Regions from separate parts of the Mus musculus genome. Here regions 1 and 3 are each linked to region 2. Evidence: chromatin loops called from intact Hi-C (ENCODE). Cell type or tissue: heart. All regions are shown on one strand. Region 1 holds the start of Gm31042 (a long non-coding RNA gene). Region 2 holds the start of Myo1d (myosin ID). Region 3 overlaps Myo1d (myosin ID).

What was found. Hi-C counts contacts between places; a loop is a spot of excess contacts. Peaks named below come from ENCODE experiments on the same cell type or tissue, not always from the same donor. Only the 100,000 strongest peaks of a DNase experiment are listed, where the experiment ranks them.
Region 1: a loop joins it to region 2, with 2.6 times the contacts of the local background. A loop is called at or near these places in 9 of 42 quality-filtered maps.
Region 3: a loop joins it to region 2, with 2.5 times the contacts of the local background. A loop is called at or near these places in 9 of 42 quality-filtered maps.

What each region holds. Positions count from the first base shown.
Region 1 is chr11:80,720,856-80,728,855 of GRCm38, forward strand. The region is part of intron 1 of Myo1d (myosin ID); the gene reads right to left. Gm31042 (a long non-coding RNA gene) reads left to right here and starts at 3,246. Exons shown (of 3, transcript XR_388890.3): 1 at 3,246-3,558; 2 at 6,108-6,155; 3 at 6,923-7,157. In heart, a CTCF peak has its summit at 4,015; no DNase peak of the experiment used is centred here.
Region 2 is chr11:80,775,979-80,783,978 of GRCm38, forward strand. It overlaps Myo1d (myosin ID), which reads right to left and starts at 4,047. Exons shown (of 22, transcript NM_177390.3): 1 at 3,720-4,047. The coding sequence starts at 3,814. In heart, CTCF peaks have their summits at 126 (motif pointing left), 1,916, 3,675, 4,242 and 1 weaker place; DNase peaks (open chromatin) are centred at 3,663 and 4,123; H3K4me3 peaks cover 1,635 bases; H3K27ac peaks cover 1,664 bases.
Region 3 is chr11:80,710,633-80,718,632 of GRCm38, forward strand. The region is part of intron 1 of Myo1d (myosin ID); the gene reads right to left. Among named protein-coding and RNA genes, the nearest start is that of Gm31042, 9.5 kb to the right of the region's middle. In heart, no CTCF peak of the experiment used is centred here; DNase peaks (open chromatin) are centred at 959 and 4,639.

The DNA.
Region 1 (8,000 bases), 55 kb before region 2:
GTATTTCTAACTAAAGAGAAGGACAACTAAAAAAAGAAAGAATAGGCACACATATCATAAAACTTTTTGTTAGGTAAAATTGTGACAATCCATCTGTGTACCATAAGCAAGCAGCTATGACTCTTTTCTACTTAGTGAGGTACTAAGGGAACTATGGTCAGCAAAACTAGGCCTTTATCTGCTAGCTCTTTTACAGTAAAAGATTACATTTTTAAAAATCTGTAATTTTTTTATGCTAAGGGATCTGCGGACTGATCTTGGCAATTCTGCTAGGGCACAGGTAAACTACGGCCACATCATCTAATGGCTCAACAGAGGGCAATCTAGGGTCCCTCTCCACTACACTCAAAAGATGATCCTCACTTTGTTTGAGTTAATTTTATATCCAGCTTCTGCACTGAAGCTGTTTATCAGGTTTAGGAGTTCTCTGGTGGAATTTCTAAGGTCACTTATATATACTACCATATCATCTGCAAATAGTGATATTTTGAATTCTTCCTTTCCAATTTGTATCCCCTTGATCTCCTTTTGTTGTCGAATTGCTCTGGCTAGGACTTCAAGTACTATGTTGAATAGATAGGGAGAAAGTGGGCAGCCTTGTCTAGTCCCTGATTTTAGTGGGATTGCTTTGAGTTTCTCTCCATTTAGTTTGATGTTGGCTACTGGTTTGCTGTATATTGCTTTTATTATGTTTAGATTTGGGCGCAATCCTAAATCTGGTAGGGAACTAATATCCAATATATACAAAGAACTCAAGAAGCTGGATTCCAGAAATTCAAATAACCCTATTAAAAAATGGAGTACAGAGCTAAACAAAGAATTCTCAACTGAGGAATACCAAATGGATGAGAAGCACCTGAAAAAATGTTCAGCATCCTTAATCACCAGGGAAATGCAAATCAAAACAACCCTGAGAGTCCACCTCACACCAGTCAGAATGGCTAAGATCAAAAATGCGGGTGACAACAGATGCTGGTGAGGATGTGGAGAAAGAGGAACACTCCTCCATTGCTGGTGGGATTGCAAGCTTGTACAACCACTCTGGAAGTCAGTCTGGCGGTTCCTCAGAAAATTGGACATAGTACTACTGGAAGATCCAGCAATACCTCTCCTGGGCATATACCCAGAAGATGTTCCAACTGGTAATAAGGACACATGCTCCACTATGTTCATAGCAGCTTTATTTATAATAGCCAGAAGCTGGAAAGAACCCAGATGCCCCTCAGCAGAGGAATGGATACAAAAAATATGGTACATTTACACAATGGAGTACTACTCAGCTATTAAAAACAATGAATTTATGAAATTCTTGGGCAAATTGATGTATCTGGAGGATATCATCCTTAGTGAGGTAACCCAATCACAAAAGAAGTTACTAGATACATACTCACTGATAAGTGGCTATTAGCCCAGAAACTTAGAATACCCAAGATACAATTTGCAAAACACAAGAAAATCAAGAAGAAGGAAGACCAAAGTGTGGATACTTCATTCCTCCTTAGAATAGGGAACAAAATACCCATGGAAGGAGTTACAGAGACAAAGCTTGGAGCTAAGACGAAAGGATGGACCATCCAGAGACTAGCCCACCCAGGGACCCATCCCATAATCAGCCACCAAACCCAGACATTATTGCATATGCCAGCAAGATTTTGCTGAAGGGACCCTGATATAGCTGTCTCTTGTGAGGCTATGCCAGTGCTTGGCAAATACAGAGGTGGATGCTCACAGTCATCTATAGGGTGGAACACAGGGCCCCCAATGGAGGAGCTAGAGAAAGTACCCAAGGAGCTGAAGGGGTCTGCAACCCTATAGGTGGAATGGAACAACAATATGAACTAACCAGTACCCCCAGAGCTCATGTCTCTAGCTGCATATGTAGCAGAAGATAGCCTAGTCGGCCATCACTGGGAAGAGTGGCCCCTTGGTCTTGCAAACTTTATATGTGCCAGTACAGGGCCAAGAAGTGGGAGTGGGTGGGTAGGGGAGCAGGGCAGGGGGAGGGTATAGGGAACTTTTGGGATAGCATTTGAAATGTAAATAAAGAAAATATCTAATAATAATAAAAAAAAGATGATCCTCCATTTTATTCACTGAAACTACTATTTTATACTGAGAAAATGACTCAAGTTTAAGAACTGGTTTGTCAGCTAAACAGAACAGCTCATATATCCAAGAAAAATAATCTTAGCTATGAGAACTGGCAAATGACAACTTATTTTCAATTTGAAATCTTGTAAAAAAAATAACTAAAATGAAAGAATTTTATTAGGGGTGTTGTCACTCCTTGTAGCTTTTCTTCAAAACGGTGTTCAAGTACTACAGTAGCAGCCAGCACTTACACAGTGGTACCATGTCAGGGCCTGTGCTAAGTTCCTTCCATCTGTTATCACCTGAATCCTCACTACCAACTTATAAATAAAACATCTCCAACATCAGAGTTTAAGGACTGGTTTCAACAGGTGTGGGTACTTTCCTAAGTCCTTCAAGTATCAGAGAGGAAGGGCTGAGACTCCCCTGTCTATTTCTAGAGCCAGAGTTCTTATCCTGCCCCTCACCTTGTCCTGCAGACCCTCTGCAAGCAAGAGAGAATTCTCCTAACGTTCTCATCTACAGCTCCACTGTCCAGCAGCCCCTCGTCCTCTTCTCAGCACCACCAAGTTGGGGCTCCACACAATGCCTCTTCAAGGAAGGAGGGTTGGCTAAGTCAGTACCACCAGCAACACCAGCTCAGTGGGAAGACATCTCAGGTGAGATTACATCACCAAGGACGACCTCATCCAGTTCAAAGATCAAAATGTGAGACCTGAGTTTCTAGCCTTCTTTTTAAAGTGGGTGCTAAAAGAAAGGCAACGAAGGTAAAATAGAGTCAGAAGACAAAGAAGATAAGATAGAGTCAGAGTCCAAAGAAGCATTTTGACACGCGCTGTGCAGCCAGGAGATCCGGGATCTCGTTCTGCTCCAGCATGGCTGCATCTTAGCTCCTGGGTAACACAGTAACTGGGAGTGAGGGTAGCCTACACAGAAGCCTCCTATGACCACTGAATAAGAGTGCGCAACACAGGCCTGGAGGTCAGCTCCCTATGCTGAGAGTAGTGCACTAAAAACACTTCAAATTCTTTCCAGCTAAAATTTTAGGAAGTTCTGTCTCATTTTCAGTTCCAAACCTTTTTAAAAGTAACCCAAACAAAATTCTACCAGAAAAGTTGATGTCACCTCTTCCTTGCTTTTTCCTTAAACTGGACTGTTTGGTTTTGTTTTTTTAAAGGGCATGCCTGGAGACTACTCCACCTACATAAAAGAAAGTCAGCAGGAGCCGAACAGTAACGGCAGCTGGTTATTTACTTCATTCTGAAAACGTTTGCTGCAATGTTAGCTAAAAGTGGTTTGACGTGACACAGCAATAATTCTTCATCACACAGAAGTCAGTTCCATCTTTTTTCAGGCTAGTTTGTTTGCTGAGCAGGAGGCTATGCTGACTTAGAGCGTTGCCTGTGAAGAGACTCACAGGATCTCTCAGGAATGCGGGGGAGAAACTGCCAGACCTAGAAGTGACAGGTAGGGCTGTGGTTTCTTTCCATTTCTCTCTCCTAATTCTATTGTCCCCTTATAAAAAGCCCCTCTGCTTTGATGGTGGTTTCTGCCTCTTCATTTATTGGAATGGCAGGCAGTTCTGACTTCCCATTGTTCTCTAAATAGAGCATAATCAACCTGGATTGCCATGTATTTGTGTGAACTTACTGGCTTTTCTGAAGGGAATGGCCATGCTCTTTTTAGATTTGTCAAGAATCCAATGACCCCAAAAGGAAGGGATATATTGTTTTTTATTATTGTTATTTATTTGGAATTCTGAAGCATATGCTGGGTCATATGATCTGGACATGTAAGCTAAAGAAATCTATGAAGTGAGTATTTTAAATGTTTATCTTACTTCTTAATATTTTAGAAAAAGACAAAAGGATTTTTTCTTAAAAACAAAAGTCTTTCCCCACCAAACTACGCTTGAACTGCCTCAGAAGCTGCTTGCCTGTGTGCAGCCACGTGCAGTCGCTGTTCCAAGGCTGAGTTCTGTTGTTAACTCTGACTAGCAACGCTAGCAGCTGTCCAGTTTCTAAGTGCAGATTTCTAGCAGAGAAACCATAACACACGGAGGGAGCTTCGACTGTGAGCCGCACGCTGCTCTGAGCACTTGCGAGCTTCGACTGCGAGCCACACGCTGCTCTGAGCACTTGGTGTGGATTAACTGCACTGCCTTTATTTTTAAATGAACATTATATAGACTCTAATAATTTATAGGGAACTAAACCGAGGTACAGTGGCTTCTGAGTAATCTGCTCGTAATGACAAACTAAGTGGCTGAAGCTAGACATACTCTTAGTGCTTCAAAGGACCGTGTGAACCTCTGCACTGGCGGCGGCTGTGCCCATCGGCTGTGCCCGTCGGCTGTGCCCGTCGGCTGGCTACCCTAGAATCAAGTCCTCTCCGCCATGGGCGGGAGGCTGGGAGGTCAGGGGAGCAGGTGAATCAGACTGTACCCATTGCTGAGCAGGAGAGTAAAGTAGTCTCAGTCCCTCTTTAAAAGTGTAGACAGGAAGGAGGGAGCCCGTGCATATACTGTTTGTGCGAATGTATGGCCATCATGGAAAACAGTCTGGAATTTCCTTAAAATACTAAAAATTGTTCCATTGTATTATCTGGCAGTCCCACTTCTGGGTATATAGCTTAAGGAAATTAAATCACTATTCAGAAAAAACATCTGCACTCCCACGTTCATTATGTCAATAACCAACAGTGAAGACAATCCAGGTGCCTGTGTAGATTGAAAATAATATCACACACACACACACACACACACACACACACACACATACACACACACATAAAACCCTCTCTGTTACAACAATGTGGCTGAATCTGGAGGCCAATAGCTAAGTGAAATAGCCACAGAAATCAAATTCTGGATGCTCTCACTTACAAAGTGAAGTCTGTAAGTCCAGCTCATGGACGTAGGAGGATGGTGGCCATGAGAGCTCTCGGATGGGGGAAGGAAAGGTTCTGATTAAGGGCACTTACTTTCAGTTCTACATGATGTTCTGGAGACCTAACGTATGACATGGCTGTAACATTTAATAATAATGCATTATACATTTGAAATTTCCTAAGAGTAAATCTTAAGAATTCTCACTATACACAATGGTTAGTGAAGTGATGAATATGCTAATTAGCTTGACAATGGCGATCTTTTCACAGTATATGAACATCAAACCATAACATGCATAATTTTAAGAATGGTATTTTTGTCAATTTCTGTGTCTCAATAAAACTGGAAGAAAAGGCTATAGCCAGTGAGCAAGAACAATAACAAGTCTAGTACAGCCACAACTTCCAGTGTATGGATTCTAGAACTATTCCAATATGAGCAACTTAAATTCATAAATGGATGTATATATTCACACATAAAATAAAAGTTTTTTTTTAAAATATAAAAACTGTTTGAAGAATCACAAGAGAAACAAATGGTAGAGAAACAAGATGGTAGAGAAATATAAAGAAACATATTTGAAATATATTTTCTCAAGGAACCACAAAAGTGCCACTTTCTGCTGAAGAGGAGCAAGACCAAGTCACCCCCATCCTCCCACATACATGTACACATGCACAGGCACATGTGCACACAGACTCCTGTCTGGGCTCCCCTGTGGCTCCCAGAACTAAATCATCACAGGCAGATCTAATTTCAAACACCAGCTGGGGACCTTGTTTCCACAATCCAAAACCCACAATAATAGCCCATTAGGAAAAACTCCCTTTTCTTGAGAGAATAGGAATATTGTTAAAAATTAAGGAAAGAGGGAGGGACAAGGAGAGAAAGAGAGAGAGAGAAGAGAAGGGAGAGGAGTCAGTGAGAATGAGGGAAGGTGGACATGTTAAAACTGCACAATTCATAAGTAAGGCAGGCGGAAGTCAGGCCCACATCGGTGACTAAGGTAAATACTGTCTGTGGCCGTCCTGCTCAATGATCTAGGAGCTAGGGTTTCTAAAAACGTTTTGCTTTTCCAATAAAGGCACCTGTTTTCCTTTTCCTCTTTTTCCTCTTTCCTGTCTAGAACACAGATGAGCAGTTGGATATGGGGCAATCACCCCATGATTATGAGGTAAGTAGGAACACAAAAGTCACAAACCAAGAATAGCTTCTGAGAGGGGACCTTAAGATGAGGACACTAATGACACTGTGTAGCTAGAGAACCAGCCCAACTGTCGAGCTCTGTTCTGATCATTTTGTGGGAAGAATAAGCCTCCATTTGGTTAAGCCACTGGTGCTGCTTCTATCCCACAAATACCTAACACAATATAACCGGAAGACTAGTAATAGTAACCTAGTTACCAAAGCCTGGGTGAGAAAGGAAGAGAAGGGGCATAAAGCTGTAACTATAAAGGCAACTTACAAGAGGAAAGCATCTCAAACCAACTGCGCATCTCAAATGATAAGAAAAGCATAAAGCAAAGAACAAATTAAACAAATGTAAAATGACTTCAGAGGCAGCCGGGGGGAAAAGTCACATAAACTAAGACAGAGCTAAGAGGAAATGTATCTGTCAAGTCAGTAAACGATCATAAAGTTATTAAAAGCACATCAAACTTTTAGCAGAGTAAAAATTACTCACTGGGTATGAGAGCTTAATTCAGACACAGCAACTCTGCAAGTTGACATCAATTTCCTCAGAAGTAGACTTAGACATTTAAAGCCATTGTATTCAAAATACCAATGAACTTTCATTTTGGAGCTTAAAAAGTTGTATTTAAAGTTCAATTCTTGAAGACAAAAATAGATTTTGGGTGGGGGACTTTTCTGGAAAGCATGGCATTATGGGTCAACACATATTGTTGCCTAAAGTAACGCTAACAGCTTACTGTCTGCCAGGTGACTGCAGGTGTTCCCTGGTACTCCGGACACGCACACTGCTCCATTTGATTCTCACTGTGAAGTCCTGCATCTGCTCCTTCCTACACGAGACCTGGGACTCAAAACTACATCACTGTCTGAAGCCAAACATCTGGCAAGAGATGGCTCAGGTTGGACCCAGGACCTCTCTTCAGAGCCAGCACCCTGGTGTAACTCAACACACTAAAGTGTATCTTATCACATAAATTACAATGAAGCAAGACAAGCAATGTAGAGACTCACTCACATGGGAAGCAGGGGATGAAGACCACACTTACAAGCAGTGCCTAAAGTGTGGCCTGTTCCACTAAAATTAAATCTTTATCATCACGGGCTGCACAAAAATGTATTATTATCAATTTATTTTTTATTAGATATTTTCTTTATTTACATTTCAAATGCTATCCTGAAAGTTCCCTATACCCTCCCCCTGCCCTGCTCCCCTACCCACCCACTCCCACTTCTTGGCCCTGGTGTTCCCCTGTACTGACACATATAAAGTTTGCAAGATCTTGGGGCCACTCTTCCCAATGATGGCCGACTAGGCCATCTTCTGCTACATATGCAGCTAGAGACATGAGCTCCGGGGTGTACTGGTTAGTTCATATTTTTGTTCCACCTATAGGGTTGCAGACCCCTTCAGCTCCTTGGGTACTTTCTCTAGCTCCTCCATTGGGGGCCCTGTGTTCCACCCTATAGATGACTGTGAGCATCCACTTCTGTATTAGCCAGGTACTGGCATAGCTTCACTTGAGACAGCTATATCAGGGTCCCTTCAGCAAAATCTTGCTGGCATATGCAATAGTGTCTGGGCTTGGTGGCTGATTATGGGATGGGTCCCCGGGTGGGCTAGTCTCTGGATGGTCCATCCTTTCGTCTTAGCTCCAAACTTTGTCTCTGTAACTCCTTCCATGGGTGTTCTGTTCCCTGTTCTAAGGAGAAATGAAGTATCCACATTTTGGTCTTCGTTCTTCTTGATTTTCTTGTGTTTTACAAATAAGTACTACCTGAAGATCCAGCAATACCTCTCCTGGGCATATAACCAGAAGATGTTCCA
Region 2 (8,000 bases):
TAAAAAGAAGAAAGCCAGGGCTGGAGGGATGGCTCGGCAGTTAAGAGCACTGACTGCTCTTCCAGAGGTCCTGGGTTCAATTCTCAGCAATCACATAGTGGTTCACAACTATCTATAATGGGATCTGATGCCCTCTTCTGGTGTGCCTGAAGACAGCTACAGTGTACTCATATACATAAAATAAATAAATAATGCTTTTTTTTAAAAAAGAAAAAAGAAAAAAGCCATAGGGCAAATTCAGTTGTAGAGCACTTTCCACTGGCAAGAATAATGACAGTATTAATTTTTAAAAGCCACAACCATTTAATTCTATTGCAGAGGGATGGGGTGGGGGGATTATTCTTTGTTTTACCCTTTCTTTTCTGTTGGGGCTAAGGGTGGGGTTGTAAGACAGTATCTCACTATGCTAGAGTTGAATTTGCAAGCTTGCAGACTCAACCTCCTGAGTAAACTACAATATTTGGCAAGAAGAAAGTTTTAAAAATTAACTTGACTCTAAGCCTTCAACTTTAAACTCGGAAAATTCCTCAAGGTTCTAGCTAATGTCATGTCATGTGTGTAGTACATATGATTAATACATATGTAGTCTACATGATTAGTTCCGTGATACATTACAATGTACATATGGAAGTTAAAATAAGACACTATATTCAAGTGTTACTATTGTGTCTTGTAAGCAGTATATACTTGGCAAATGGACTTGATGTCTGATAATCTGAAATGATTAGTAATTGACAGCAGCTTAATTGAAAAGAGGCTTCTCAAAGCCCATAGCTCCATCAGGAGGGAAGTATGGTAGAATCTCAAGTAATTTTGAGCAAGTTTAATTTGTGAAATTGTTATTTTACATATTCTTTTTCTGCTTACTGTACACTTGAGAAAACTTTGAACAGCATTACTAATAAGTATTTGCCAGAAGGTAATCTTAGGAATTCTGTAAATTAACTAATTTAACCTCAAGATAACCTTAATTCTATTTTTTCAAAAATGATAAAGATACAGAAATATTTAAGTACGCTATCCATAGGCCACAGCAGGAAAGTGTTAAAATTAAAATCCGAATCTCAGCCACTGATTCTGAACCACGGTAATACTGACTACCGCTGTAAACTTCTTCATTTTGATTAGGTCAGTATTTGAGGTCATTTATATAAAAGTTGGGCATCTAAACTTTGGTTTAAAATTAACATATAAACCACAGTGTCACATGTTAGTAATCCCAGGACTCAGGAATCTAAAGAGGACTGCTTTACTTCTGAGGCTATATCTGGGGAAACTAACAAAAACTAAATACATAAATAAAATAAAATCAACAACCAACTAACAATGAAACAAAAAAGTGCAACATGCTGTTATAATGCTTTGGATACAATCTGTAGTTGACTCTGCAACTGTTGGTGCCACACTCTCAGAGTCAATCAAATTCAATCAGCTGAGAATTGAAAAGATTTAGAGAAAACATTTTATCAATGCTGACCAGGTTCAGACTTTTTCTTGTCATTAGCTCTTAGTAATAGCAGCAACACTTTACATCGCATTACACTGTATTGGGTATTATTAGTAACACAATACAATGATTTAACATACACAAGAGGGGCTAGAGAGGCAGCTCAGTGATAGAGCACACAAAAAGATTGAACAAGAGTTCAGTCTCCAAGACTGAGAAGGACTATATATACATATATACATATGTATATATGATGGTATGTGTATACAGGCTATATGCAAATAAGACTCCCTTATCCAAAACTTCATTCTCTGCAATTTCAGATGAAGTATCAATGAAGGTGAATATGGCACAAAGAGAAACTGCAAGAAATTCCATCTAACTTTTCTTACTGTCATAATAGTTCTGTTTTATATGAGTCATTTTTCATCACCAGGTATGTAGTTAAAGGGAAAAACACAGCATATACAGTTTATCCACTAGGGGGTTTCTTGGAATCCATGACCCACATATATGAAGGGGCTAGTATTCTGCTATGTCAGTTTATACAACTCAGGAATCCTCTGATTGTAATTTTTAAAAGAGAGCCTTGAAAAACTCTCCAGACTGACCTCAAACTCATTTCCCGGCATCACACACACGCACACACACCCTGAGAAGTAGGTGGGATGATAGGTGAGTATCCTCAGATTCTAGAATTCACGGGGACTCTTGGGATAGACTTTCTGGGGACACTGGGGGACTACATATAACTCCGCAACATTCTATTTAGGAATACTCTGTGTATCTTGAGAGCACTACCCTAGGAAACCCGGGGAGTCCTAGAATACAAGCACTGAAAACTCCTGGAAACGGAGGGCCACAGACAAGGCCAGTTTATGGCAGGCATGTGTAGTTTGCAGGCCAGTGTTCCTGCTCCAGACACAAGGAAGCCTGACGCAGAACAGATGAGGGCTGATGATGCAGCCCTGTTTGTTAGTTGATAGCGTGATTGCCTAATGCGCCAAGCCCTGGGTTTGATGCCTAGCACTACAGAAATCAAGTGCAGCAGTGCATACCTGTACTCCCAGCAGGAAGTAAAGGTAGGTGGAGCAAAAGTTCAAGTTCACCCTAGCCATATTGCAGAACAGAACATATGAAATTATTTGTTTTGTTAATTTAAAAATTAAAACAGGTTTTTTTAAAAATTACAGAATTGTAGTTGACAGTAAAATTGAGGTAAATATCCAAACCTAATTATGATTTTCAGGTTTAAGTTTAAAAAGTGATATTTGGCTATAAAGTTTACAAGTAACAGACAGAGCAAAGCTTCCGGGAAAACACAAACAAACAAATAAACAAGTAAGCACACGCTTCAAGCTGAAACTCCGTTTCAGTTTTTTTTTAAAGTCAAAACACTTTAATACTCAGATTACATATTACTGTTTGAAAATGAAATAATTACGTATAGAAGACTTTCTAAAATAAGTTCCTCTTGGAAGCCCATTTTGGGGCATTGTGTTGTAACTAAATTCTCAAAGATGTCAGTAACACAAAGGCTCCATCCATACATAACTCCTTGAAAAAACTGAAACCATGGACGCCTTGTCAAATTCAGACAGTTTATCTTGGCACTGGCAAGTACAGCAGTCTCTTCGATGTCTGGAAACGGGTCTAATTACGTCGAATGAGTAACTAAAAAATAGCCCGTGTCCCGGAACAGACAGCTTAGGGTTCACTCCATAGCATCCTGAATGGTAGGATGGAACCACGCCAGAAAGAAAGAAAAGAGAAAAAAAAAAGAAGAAGAAGAAGAGGAAGGAAAGAAACGAGAAAAGAAAATCGAGCGTGAAAGCAGGAGATAGATGCCAGGCTCTTTTAAAACAACCTTCCAGTTTTCCTGGGGCTGCCAGGGCCATCACGCCGCTCCTAAGTTTTTCTTTTCCCTTACTTTTGTTCCATTAAGTCACCCGGTCCCGCCCACATCATTTACCTGGCTCAGGGCGGGCTGGTGCACCCCTAAGCGACCTCAAGCCCAGCATGCCCCTAATCAAGACACCACACAGGGACGACCCCAGACCCCTAAAGTGCAGTCCTAGACCTCATCACACCCTGGAGTCCCAAGGCCGCACCAAGGAAGAGTCCTCTCTCTGGGAGGCGTGACCACCCAGCGCCGCGGACCCCCTGTCACCCCGCCGCACTCACTCGCGGGAGCTGCTCGCCCCGGTCACCCCGAATCCTCAGCAGCGCCCCCTCTCGGGAAACCCCGGCATGGCTGTCGAGACGCGCTCACCTGAGCCTAAGGTTGGCCATGAACTCGGGCATGGAGACGGTGTCCATCAGCACGAAGTCCGCCTTGCCGAACTCAAGGCTCTCCTGCTCCGCCATGGCGCCGGCTCAGGTGGGAGCGCTCGGGTTGGGGCGGGGGTGCTCGGCACCTTTGGGCGGGGTCGGGCCGGAGAGAGAGAGAGAGCGAGAGAGACGGCCGCCACTCCTCAGAGCTCCAGCCGGCGCGGCTCTGAACGGGCGAGGCCGGCGGCTTCCGCTCCTCCCGCGGTGGCTGCGGGTTGTGTGGGGGCCGTGGTGGCGAGACGGAGACGGCGGCGGCTGGTCCCGCCTCTAGCCTGGGTCCCGCTGGGCCCCGCCCCGCCCCGCCCCGGCCGCTCGGGCTCCGCCCCGCCGATGAGCCCGCCCAACCCCGGCCCAGCCGCCTCCTCACCTGGGCGGCGCGCACGCGTGGGGCGGGGACGCGCTCTGGGCCAGCCGCGGCGGCTAAGCGGCAGCGCCCCCTAAAGACAGGCACGGGCATCTAGCGTGGCGGGGAGCCGTGTGGACCTGACTCTGGGTAGAATAGGCCTTGTTGCCTTCTTCAACCCCTGCCTAGTAGATGCCAACAAACTTACAAATTTACAAACTTATAACTTGAGCGGCTTTGGCGCGAATTATCCATTATGATTCCCTCACATTCTTCTGTGCTCATGTGCCATCCATCCTTGAAATGGTGGCTGAATAGTTATGGCAATGGTAGAGAATACTTCCAGGTCACCGAAATGTTTAGAGCTGTTCTAAGTGCTTTAGCAAACTTAAGTAACTTGTCACACTGCTAGGAAGTGGAGGAGCTGCGACTTCGTGGAGGTCATCTGATTTACGAACCCCAGCATTCAGCCACATGGCTTACTCTTCATTTCCAGTGGTCCATTTTTTTCCACTCATGTGAGCATGTCATCAGACTAGTACCTTATACTAGTAATTTTTTAAAAAATGTATGAATCATCTCCTCGGGATGATTGCAGCTTCTAGCATAGAGGACCATGTCCTAAACTTTTTTTTTATATCCCCCACCTCCACTCTCTACACATTCCAAGAAGCTTATAGTAGTAGTTTGTATTATAAATAAGAAATCCATGAAATTAGTTCCATAGATTGTAATGAGTTATGATCTCCAATTTCAAGACACACTGGGTGTTCTTAAAATGGTTTTTGTTGGGGGGAGGGGTGTTGCTGGAGAGATGGCTCAGTGGCTAAAAGCACTTGCTGTTCTTACAGAGGACCAGAGTTAATTTCCCAGCATCCACAACAATAGCTTTGCCTGTAACTCCAGTTCAAGGAGATGAGACACCCTCTTCATACCTCTGAGGGTACCAGGCAGGAACATATATACATGCAGGGACTCACACAGTCACATAAAATAAAGGTGAATAAATATTTTTTTTTTAAACTTTTCTTTCAGGGGCTGGTGAGATGGCTCAGCGGGTAAGAGCACTGACTACTCTTCCCAAGGTCCTGAGTTCAAATCCCAGCAACAACGTGGTGGCTCACAACCACCCATAATGAGATCTGACACCCTCTTCTGGTGCATCTGAAATCAGCTATAGTGTACTTATGAATAATAATGAATGAATCTTTGGGCTGGAGAGAGCAGGGACTGAGCAAGTGAGGCCTACCAGAGTGAGCAGTGTTGACTGGAGCGAGCAGAAGTCCTAAAAATTCAATTCCCAACAACCACATGAAGGTTCACAACCATCTGTACAGCTACAGTGTACTCACATACATAAAATAAATAAATAAATTTTTTTTTAAAAAACTTTTTTTCCAAATATAGACTATATTTTCCTGATGGATATACATTGTAAGGGGCATTGTCTAGTACCTGCACATATTTGGGCCTGTGTCTGTTAGGACCATGTTCTGTGCAGAATCTATTAGGAAATCAAGAGCATCCAAGCCCTGGCTGGACTTCAGCTCTGTGGCTGAATTTGAGATGAGTAAACTAGGCTGAAGGACCTTGGCATGTTTTAGCTGCCAACAAGCCACACTTGCCAAGAGAGGGGACAGCACCCTGATCGCTTTCCTGCAGCACCTCTGCCTTCAGAAAGCCACCCTGATCCTTGGCACGGCACAGCAGGTTGGCCTGCAGTTTGGCTCCTGTGTGTAGCTTTCTTTCTGAGGAGGATTCTTGGATTTCATGGTGATTGTTTGTAGAGAAAGAACTCTGGGATAGATACTTCCAAGATAGGACTGTCCTATGCCTGTGTCATTTGTGAGAGCAGACTGGTGGCTAAGAAGACGCTTATATAAACTGGTTCTGCATTCCTACACTCTTCTGATCAGTGTATCTCCATGTAGGCAGAACTGAGTTTGTAAAGGGAAAGAAGTAGGTCTCAAAGTCTGTGCCCTAGGAAGCAGACCCCAAGTTCTATCGGTAAATGGATATGTAGGTATGCCTAGTATATGTGTGTGTGTGTGTGTGTGTGTGTGTGTGTGTGTGTGTGTGTGTCCTGAATCCTGAGGTCTTGACAATCAGAACAAAATTCTAGGCACTAAGAAAAGAGACATGAAAATCTACAGATCACAAGAACATCAGAGAATGGGAGGCACAGCAGGGTGATTTGTGATTTCCAAATGGCTAAATTTGGAGAACTTTATAGTAGTCATTGCCATGTATGGGAGGCTCAAGTCTGGAATATGTGTACAATCTGTGCAAAGATATTCTGTAAATTCTTGTATACATCCAGATTAGAATAAAGTCAGGCATCGAGACCAGTGAGTTTCTTCTGATGAACTTGGAGCTATCCAGCAAAGTCCACTGTTAATTGAGGTCACCCTTTAGATTCTGATGTCATTTTTTTAAATGTCATTGGGTTGTACAAACATAGAGAGAATTCTGATTCATGCGTTCAGAAGTAATTTATTACTTGTACAGTTTTCTATCCAGCATTGTAGTGCCCAGCTGCAACCTTATTGATCAATGCTCACACAAAGCCCAGATGGTGTGGGCAGCTAAGTGTTGAGGACTATGCTCCTGCAGGCTAAGCCACAGCAGTTTAGCTCTCTATGAATCTCTTTCATGACAAAACAAGAAGGGAAACACATTTGAGCCGGGCGTGGTGGCACACGCCTTTAATCCCAGCACTTGGGAGGCAGAGGCAGGTGGATTTCTGAGTTCGAGGCCAGCCTGGTCTACAGAGTGAGTTCCAGGACAACCAGGGCTACACAGAAAAACCCTGTCTCAAAAGAGAGAGAGAGAGAAACACAGAGAGAGAGAGAGAAACACACACACACACACAGAGAGAGAGAGAGAGAGAGAGAGAGAGAGAGAGAGAGAGAGAGAGAGAGAGAGACATTTGGCTATGCACGTTGCGTTCTGGTTTAAGATGTATTAGCAAATAAGAATTTACATCACCAACAGTAAGATGTGCTGACAGTATGAACTTTCTGATTGATTGATCACCTGAAAAAGACACAATACCACTTACCTGCTAAGAAAAATACATGTGTTTGTGAAGAAACGTGGAGCAAACCCAGAACAAAGAGTAGCCTGCAAAAGTGTTGATCAGTACCCGTCAAAAATGCCAAGGGTATGAAGCACAAAGATGCCAAGGCACTGGGCCAGTTACGGGCTAAAACCTGGATGAGGACCCAAAAGACATCACAGCTGAAGGCAATGTGTGATTCCAAACCAGGCAAAAGTAAAGGATGCTGTTGGGAAAACAGATGCAAAGGACTACATGTTAGACAGTCGTGTATAGTGCCCATGTTAATATTCCTAAATTCAGTTACTGTGCTGAGGCTTCCTACGGGAGTATCTCACCATGAGCAGACATATATTAAAGTCTTTTGTAATAAAAGATATGGTATCTCAAACTGCTTGATAAAAACAGTTTGAGAACATCAGCTTTTGGTCCATGTGAATACCCAGTGTGCAGGCCTGGTCGGACTTTCTGTAATGACTAGCCACAACACAGGGGCTGCCGGGGTTATCAGTGAAAATCAACTCTGGGTGATCTGCTTCGACTGTTTGCTCACTTTCGGTTCCTTTAGCGTGCTTCTAGTTTGTTCCGCCCTCCTTTTATCTCCCTTTACCAGGGAGTCTGCATCCCAGCAAAACAGGTTTGTTTGTTTGTTTTTTTCCTAGCATGTATCTAATAAGATGGTAAGAGAAAAGGGGAGAGAGAGAGAGAGAGAGAGAGGGAGAGAGAGAGAGAAAAAAGACAGTTGTGAAGAACATTTAAAGGACATTTTATAGTTATTTTATGAACCTGAGTTGTTATAGAGCCGAAACAGTAAGGAACAG
Region 3 (8,000 bases), 65 kb before region 2:
AATACTTTTTCCTGGGGGAAAAACACGGTAATCAAGTAGTCTGGTATTGTTCCTTTCCTCAAATTCTGTTTAAAATATAAAAAGATCATTTAGAGAAGAAAAGTCTTTCTCATTGTTGATAATCTGTGTCAGGAGTTAGCTTTGAGTTTAAAAAAAAAACAACTTTCACATTTATAAAATCTCAAACTTAAAACCTGTAAGAAAAACTTTAAGAAATAAATTCCCAAGTATTCTTCACTCTGATGATTCTGCCCATTGTGTTTTCATGAACACTGCTATCACATATTTGTGTACACATCCATATAAGCACAAATAAAAATCATTATAATATATTGCAAAAATAGACTAATTGACTTCAACAATAGAATTTATATATCATGGTATTCTTCAAATGATGCATAGTTCTAGTTACAAAAGATAACAGGTATTGCAAACCCCAAATGTTTTGGTTTTGCTTGCTTTTTAATTGTTGGGTATATCATATTATTACATGTTAATCTAATTATCAAGCAGAGATACCTGGGAGAGTCAGACAGGTAAGTGAGAGACAGGAAGTATGTCATGTGGGGCATGGTGGAGACCTGGACCAGCATGTTCCCTGCAGGAAGGAAGCAGCAAGGTTTACTGGCAGATGGCTCTTATTCTAAAACACATGAGTTGTGCCAGAAATTCTGATTTTTTAAAGAGAAGCTGAAAGCATGTATCTTTTAAAGGGATATTATTTGGTCTGAAACTGAAACTGAAGTTTAAATAATAGAAAGCTGGCTTAAGGGAAAGAAGGCCAGCTTGCATACAGGCCAGCACACCACAGCTAACAGGTGTAATAACAGTCCCCATTTAATTCGTGGCTGTGACTCATCTGAGTTCCACGCGTAAATAGGTGATACACAGTGTGCAAAACAATGAGAAAATGACCCTGCCCCAAGGATCCTGAGTCAATTCTCCTGCAAAGGAAGTGATGCAACAGCGATGACGACACTCTGCTGCTGTGACTGATGGAGTTCACACAGCAAAACAACATCTGCAAAACAGAGCTCTTAAAGGAACCTTCCAGGCGATTCCTGCTTATAAAGAATCTGTTTCAAAGTAATTACTAAGAAGTTTGTAATGGTTCAAAAGAACAAAGACTTTTGGGTCTGGGGTTTTTTTTGTTTGTTTGTTTGTTTTAAAGATAAGAAAACAAGGCACTGGAGAGATGGTTCAGCAGTTAAGAGGACTTTGTGCTTCTGAAGAGGACTTGAGTTCAGTTCCCAGCACTTACGCTAGGTCCCATGGCTTCCCAGAGATTCAGTCCAGGGGATCCTGGACTCTCAAGTGCACATACCCACCCACCACAGCCCAATACACAGAAACACAATTATGATGAAAATAAATCTTTAAAAAGAAGACAAGGCTTTGCATTCCAAGGCCGACTATCAGATTCGTGTAGCAATACTTGCATTTATACATTGCGTACTAGCTACTACGACTACTGTTTACTCAAAAATACAGTTACTAATACAATTGATTCAACTTATATTTTTAAACACTTTTAAAAAGTGTTTTTGTAACACTTTAAAGTCTTTTCCATAAGGGTTTTCTTGGTTCTGTTGGCCTTAAGTCATTTCCCTCCTCCACTGGCCTTTCAGGACAATTACTGCCTCTAGCTTATCTGCCAATTAAGTGTCTCACAAAGTTCTTCCACTGCTCTTTTAAGCTAGTGTTTCTACATTTGTTTACAGTACGTTCTGCAATTGCTATTAAAACAGCATTACTTCAGGTGTTGTGTCTGAAGCTGTCACTTGGTCTGTGAAGCGAAAGGACAATGTTTACAGAACTGTACACAATTTAACATTGCAATGATAGCCAAGGGTGAGATTTAGTGGACTTACATTGTTCAACAAAGTACAGATCAGTTAGGATTCTCTCACACACAGGCTGAGACTGCATGAGGAAGTGGTGTAGACCTAGTAATTAGCCGTGTACAGTAGCACCAGGTTACAAAGAATAATATTTAAGGGTACAGTGGCAACTCTGGCTCAAAAACATACATATCAGACATCATAAGCATTCTATTTGCAATGATTGTTTGTTATGCTTATAGTCACTGTTAATCAGTGTCTCTGCATATTACTGTAATATTATTAGCTAAGTTAGATGCCTGCACTGAATGTATACCCCTGGATTCAAACAGGAAAACACAACCTGCAGTGCAAAGGTATTTCACCTGGGGAAGTGAGTAGGCTATGAGTGTTCCCCTGGGAATGGGAAAAGAGCCCTGAGGAAGTGAGGCCCATGTGAAGACACAGCAAGAGGTCAGCTTCTTCAAGGGGGCAGGTCTTAAAGAGATACTGAGCCTACTTGATCTAGATCTTGGTCTTGATCCTAAACTTTCTAGCTTCCAGAGTCCTTCAGGGTAAATTTTAGTTGTCTATAAAACACCCAATTTAGCCGGGCATGGTGGTACACGCTTTTAGTCCCAGCACTCGGGAGGCAGAGGCAGGTGGATTTCTGAGTTCGAGGCCAGCCTGGTCTACAAAGTGAGTTCCAGGACAGCCAGGGCTATACAGAGAAACCCTGCCTCGAAAACAAACAAACAAACAAACAAACAAAAACCAAAAAACTCCACCCAATTTGGGGCATTATGTTGGAGAGAGAGAGAGAGAGAGAGAGAGAGAGAGAGAGAGAGAGAGAGAGATATGTACGCAGGCACACATGCACCACAATGTGCATGAGGACATCAGAGGACAACTTCCTGGAGCTGGATCTTGCCTTCTACATGGCTGAGGCAGGGTCTCCCTTGTTCCTGTTTCTGTGTTGCATCCTCCTTAGAATTCTGGGCAATTCTGTCTCCATCTTTCACCTCACTGTAGTTGTGCTGGGAGAAGAGATGCATGCCACTGTGCCCCACTTTGTATGTGGGTTCTGAGACTCCAACCAAGTTGTCAAGCTTGCAGAGCAGTGCCTTTATCCACTAAGCCATTTCCCCAGCTCCCCCACCTTCTTTTTGAGAGTGGCATTCCCTGTTACAGCCAGCCTGGCTAGCCAGTAAGCCTCTGGGGTCTGCCTGTTTCTGTCCACTCAACCAAATGCCTCACCTAGCTTTTACATGGGTGCTGGGGTCTGAACTCAGGTCCTTATGTTTGTATAGCAAGCATTTTACCTCCTAGCCATCACTTCAGGCCCACGAGATTAATATATTTAAAAAATACTGTTCTTGAGAGCAAAGATTACATCATCTGTTACTGTATGTTCACAGAGCCAAGGGTGTTTGGCTTTCCATGGCAACCCTTACCTGCTCACTATGAATGGATTACTTATTTCTTTGCCTGCTCTTTGGTTTCAATGTATTCAGGAAAGGAGTGGTCCAGAGTAAATGGTGACTGCCATTTCCTATTTTATAAAACTGGCAACCTACAGGTGTTAGCTAACATGAGGGAGGATAAATATGTGTGGGTTTTATAGTGCTCCCTGCTCTGTATGTACATACATACTCATATAGCAAGATTATAGATTAATTTCAATTGAGGACAATTAATAGACATAAAACTTAAACTTATCAAATTTAAGTTTTGATTTTGAATTTCTTTCATGGAAGATTTTTTTTTCTTTTTTCAAGAAAGGTTTTCTCTGTAACCCTGGCTGTCCTGGAACTTGCTCTATAGACCAGCCTGGCCTTAACTCATGAAGATCCTCCTGCCTCTGCCTCCCAAATGCTGTGATTAAAGGCAAAAGTCACCACCACCTGGCTCTTATGGAAGACTTTATAGCCAGTTCATGTCAGATGGGAGAAAGCTCCAGAAATTAATATAATTCTACTATTAGAATTAACATTATTCAAATTGCTTAAATATCAATAAGAATACTACTATTTAAATTAATTGGTTAATAAAGCCTCATATACCATTTCAGAAATGTCATATGCCTATATCTTATATAATTAGTTTTAAAAGACACATTATATAATACATACCATATAACATGTTTCATTGTATAAGTAGGAATACAAGATATAGATCATATAATTGCATCTCTGTGCTGTTCTTTTCAATTACTATCCCTTAAACACTATGGCAAAGATGACTGGATTCTTCCTTTCTTCTCACCTCTTGCAAATAGGCAGGGTCATGCATCATTTCCAGCTAATAGGCCACTGTGGAACCCAGAGACCTGGGCCAAGGTACAGAGAAGCAGGAGTGCATATGCTTTGGTGACTAAGGAAGCTGTGTTTGAGATGCAGAGTCAGCCACAAGATTGAGCTGCAATGTGCATGCTTGGTCACAGACGGGGAGGCACCCAGATCCACAGGAGACCACAGGGGAGTGAGAAAATTGCCTTTGTTACAAAAAGACCTCTATACCTTTAGTAGTATGTCACTAGGTACATTAGGGGGCAGGGCAGAAGAGTCTTACTCCACAACTTCTAGTATTTATAGTTCCCCAAAACTATAACCATAAAGCAATCAGGAGTATTCATTTTCAATCAGTTTAAACTTTACATCCATGAGAAACTGGCCAGTGTATCTTGATGTGGGCCTTCCAACATCTACATCCCTCCTCAGTTTGACTTCAGGCTCTCTCTTAGAACTGTGCTCGGTTGGCCTCCTGTTTCTCCTGCCAACTGCTTCCCACCCTTCCTTCCTCCCTTAGTGTTTTTGGCTGTCTGGGCACTCTTCTCCATAGCTGCATCCACAACCCATTGTCACAGGTTCCTGGGTTAGGTCACTTCTCATCCTTCCACATTTCTTAGAGCTGAATGCACCTTCCAGCTGTGTTACTCTGTCAGCTGCTTCCTGCTGATGGCTCTTGTACCCTCCTGTATATCAACACTCTAGCTTTGCCCTGCTGTTTACTCTTGAGTTCGTGTAGCCTATTCCTGCACCTTTAGGTAAAGATGGCTATAAGAGAGATCTGTGACATACAATGTTTTTAGATAATGTGTCTATTTATCACTGTTCCTTGGGTTTACTGGTGAAAACTACTTTGGTTTAGAAGTTGTTCTTATAATTTAATGATTTATAGGCTTTTTACAAAGTAGATCAACTAAATAACATAATGCTGGCTTCACCAAAGGGTTGCACCCTTTGAGAAGAGAAGGGAGAGGCTACAACCATGAGAAGCAGTGAAGAAATAGGAAGGTTGAGGGGGAGACTAGAGTAGCATCAGAAGCCATGCGAAAGGGGAGGAAGCAGCAACTCTGAACTCAGGGAAACAGCATTCTGAAACGCACACTTCCAGTGTCTGTGGAACAGTCCCACTGGGATGCCTCACAAGACTCCTCAACTAACCCTTGCAGACTAAAATGACTTGATCATCTTCTTACTGTCTATGACTGTCCACCTGGACAATCAGGGCTAGGAAGCCAAAGGCGGCTCTTCTTTCCTATGTCTGCCATACCCCAAGATAGCAGCTGGGCCTCTCATTCCTCTCCTCTCTGCCCCTGCCTCACACCCAGTCTGACTTGACATTTGATAATACCACCAGCTTCTGTGACTCTATTTTACATCATTCTTGGATCTTTTTTCCTCCAGTTATGAAATGTTTTGAGCAGTGTAGCCGACACTACATGATCTCTATCCATACTCCATTAACCTTCCTCCTTTTTCTAGTACTTTGATCCTGTTCATCTGCCCCACATTGCCCAGCTATAGAATAGTGTCTTCAACCATGGAAGCACAGACCTTCTCTAAAGAAGCTACGAGTTGGAATTCCAGTTCTCTTGCTTGTGATTCTATTGAGTGAAGACAAGGGGAAATTCCTTTTCAGTGTTCTCAAAGGTACATATTAGCTATTAAAAAGAATTAATATTTACCAAGTGCCTACAAAATGTCAAATACAAGATTGGGTAGTAGCTTCATGTGTATTATGTCATTAAATCCTCAAAGTAAGTAACCTCTGCCATAACTGCGACATCCTCTCATCATGAACAGTTTCATTTAGCAAATGGAACAAATGTGAAGTCATTCAAACCCATCATCTACTCCTGCAGTACATCCTTATTAGTCCAACTTTCAAAACACATTGAGCAGTCAACAGCTACTCCTGTAAACGGTTATTAGCACTGGGGATTTCCCAATACTTGGAAAGATATTCAAGCACTGACTCTCCTTTAGTGTATCTTCCAGTATCACCCTCCCAGTAGATAAGTCTGTACAGGCCTGGGTTCTCACAGATCCTATTACTCATTTGTGTAACAAATATTTATAGTGTTAGGCAATGTGCCAGATGTTAGATGTAATAGTGATCAATACACTCATAGCTGTCACCATCCAGACAGCCTAGGAGAGGGAAGAGACTAGCAAAAAGAAAACAAAGAGAAAGAAGTGTGGGAATAGAGAAAACACAAGGTGATGTCGGGCCACAAAGGGATGGTCTTTTATCCAGATATCAAAGCTCTGAAAAGGCAATTCCAGAGATAACATCTAAGCTGAGAAGAAAGGATGGATGGGAGTTACCAAAGGGGTGGGGTAGGAGCGGTAGGAGGAACAGAGCTCAACACAGATCACAGCAGGGCAGAGGCAGGAGGATTTGAGAAGGTGTTTAAAGGATAGACAAAGGTTCAGTAAGGCTGGAACACAGTATGAAGAAAACACAGCAGAGGAAGGGAAGGGAAGGTAGCACAGGACAAGGTAGGAGAGCAGAAGGGCGGACACAGGTCTTCCAAGTTCCATTGACAGTATAGGTCTAGTGTTTGGTGGACTGGGGCAGCAGCGGTAGGAGGATCAGGAGTTCAAGGTCATCCTCAGCTATACAACACATCTAAGTCTAGCTAGTGAGGTGCAGGGTGGGGCTGGTGACAACACAGCTTTGGGGTGAGGGCTTAGGTCAAAGGTTGCCTAGCACATGCAAGGCCCTGGTATAGTGAGAATATGAAATTTTGGTTTCTTAAAAAAAAACAGAAATATTATAAGAATATGTTTTTGTTTTAATCCCAAGTGTGCAGCTATGGAGCTGCTTCGCAGCAGCTGACTGTGATTGCCTCACGCCTAGCAGAAGCATGGTTTTGCCAGCTGCAGATAGTTTCTGCAACTGTGTGACATTTGGAATTCTGGGAACTTTTCAGAGGGAATATAAATGCCCTGAGAAGTAAGGTTGGTGGTTGATGGTCGTTGGGGGGGGGGGGGGGTTAGTTACAGTTTGTTAGTACTCATATTCAAAGAAGAAACAACCAAAAAGGAAGGAAGGAAGAGACAGACAGACAGACAGAAAGAAAGAAAAAAGAAGACAGACAGAAAGTCGATTCAAGGATTTCTATCTCTCTCCTGTTCATCTTTCTTTGTTCCCTATCTAGTGAATAGTGGATGAAATCAGGGATGGGGGTGGAAGGGTGAAAAAGGAGAAGAACCCACAAAGTAGGAAAGACCAGCTACATACTAGCATTAATTCTTGCACTGCTAAATAAGTAAGTTTTATTCTAAGAGCAAGGTCCAGACATGGAAGGATTTTGGGTTCAGCACTTTGGAAAGCTAATTCTAGCTTCAGCATGAAAGTATTGAGTCTGCAGCCAGTGAGACTTGTTGAGAGACAGTTGCACCCATGGGACTTCACTAAGACTAAAACTGTAGCCCTGTGTGATCAGATTTAGAGCTCTGTGAGTTTAGGATGAGATGAGTTCATCTGGCTGACTGGGAGTCAAGATACTGTGGAGAGATAGGCAAAGAATGACTGCATTTCTGACTTGGATTAGGTAGGCTGGTAAATTTCTTGAAACAGCAACACCTTTTAGTGATTGCCACAATCCAAGGCAGCTGTATAAACAATGCTCTGGGACTGACATTTAAATTTTACTTCTCCTTTATTCCTTCTGCATTTATAAATAACAGCAAATGCTCTCTGGATTTGTAAATACAAAAATGTGACCTTATAAAATGATGTGGGTGGGAGGAGGATAATTCCAGGACCTACTTAATCAGAGTAACTACTACTGGGCTGTTAAAAGAGCCAAGGTATTTGGAATAATGAAGGCAAGACTAAGAATTAGCAGACTAGTTTAAATGAAGCCATTCTTTTTTCAAGTGGGAT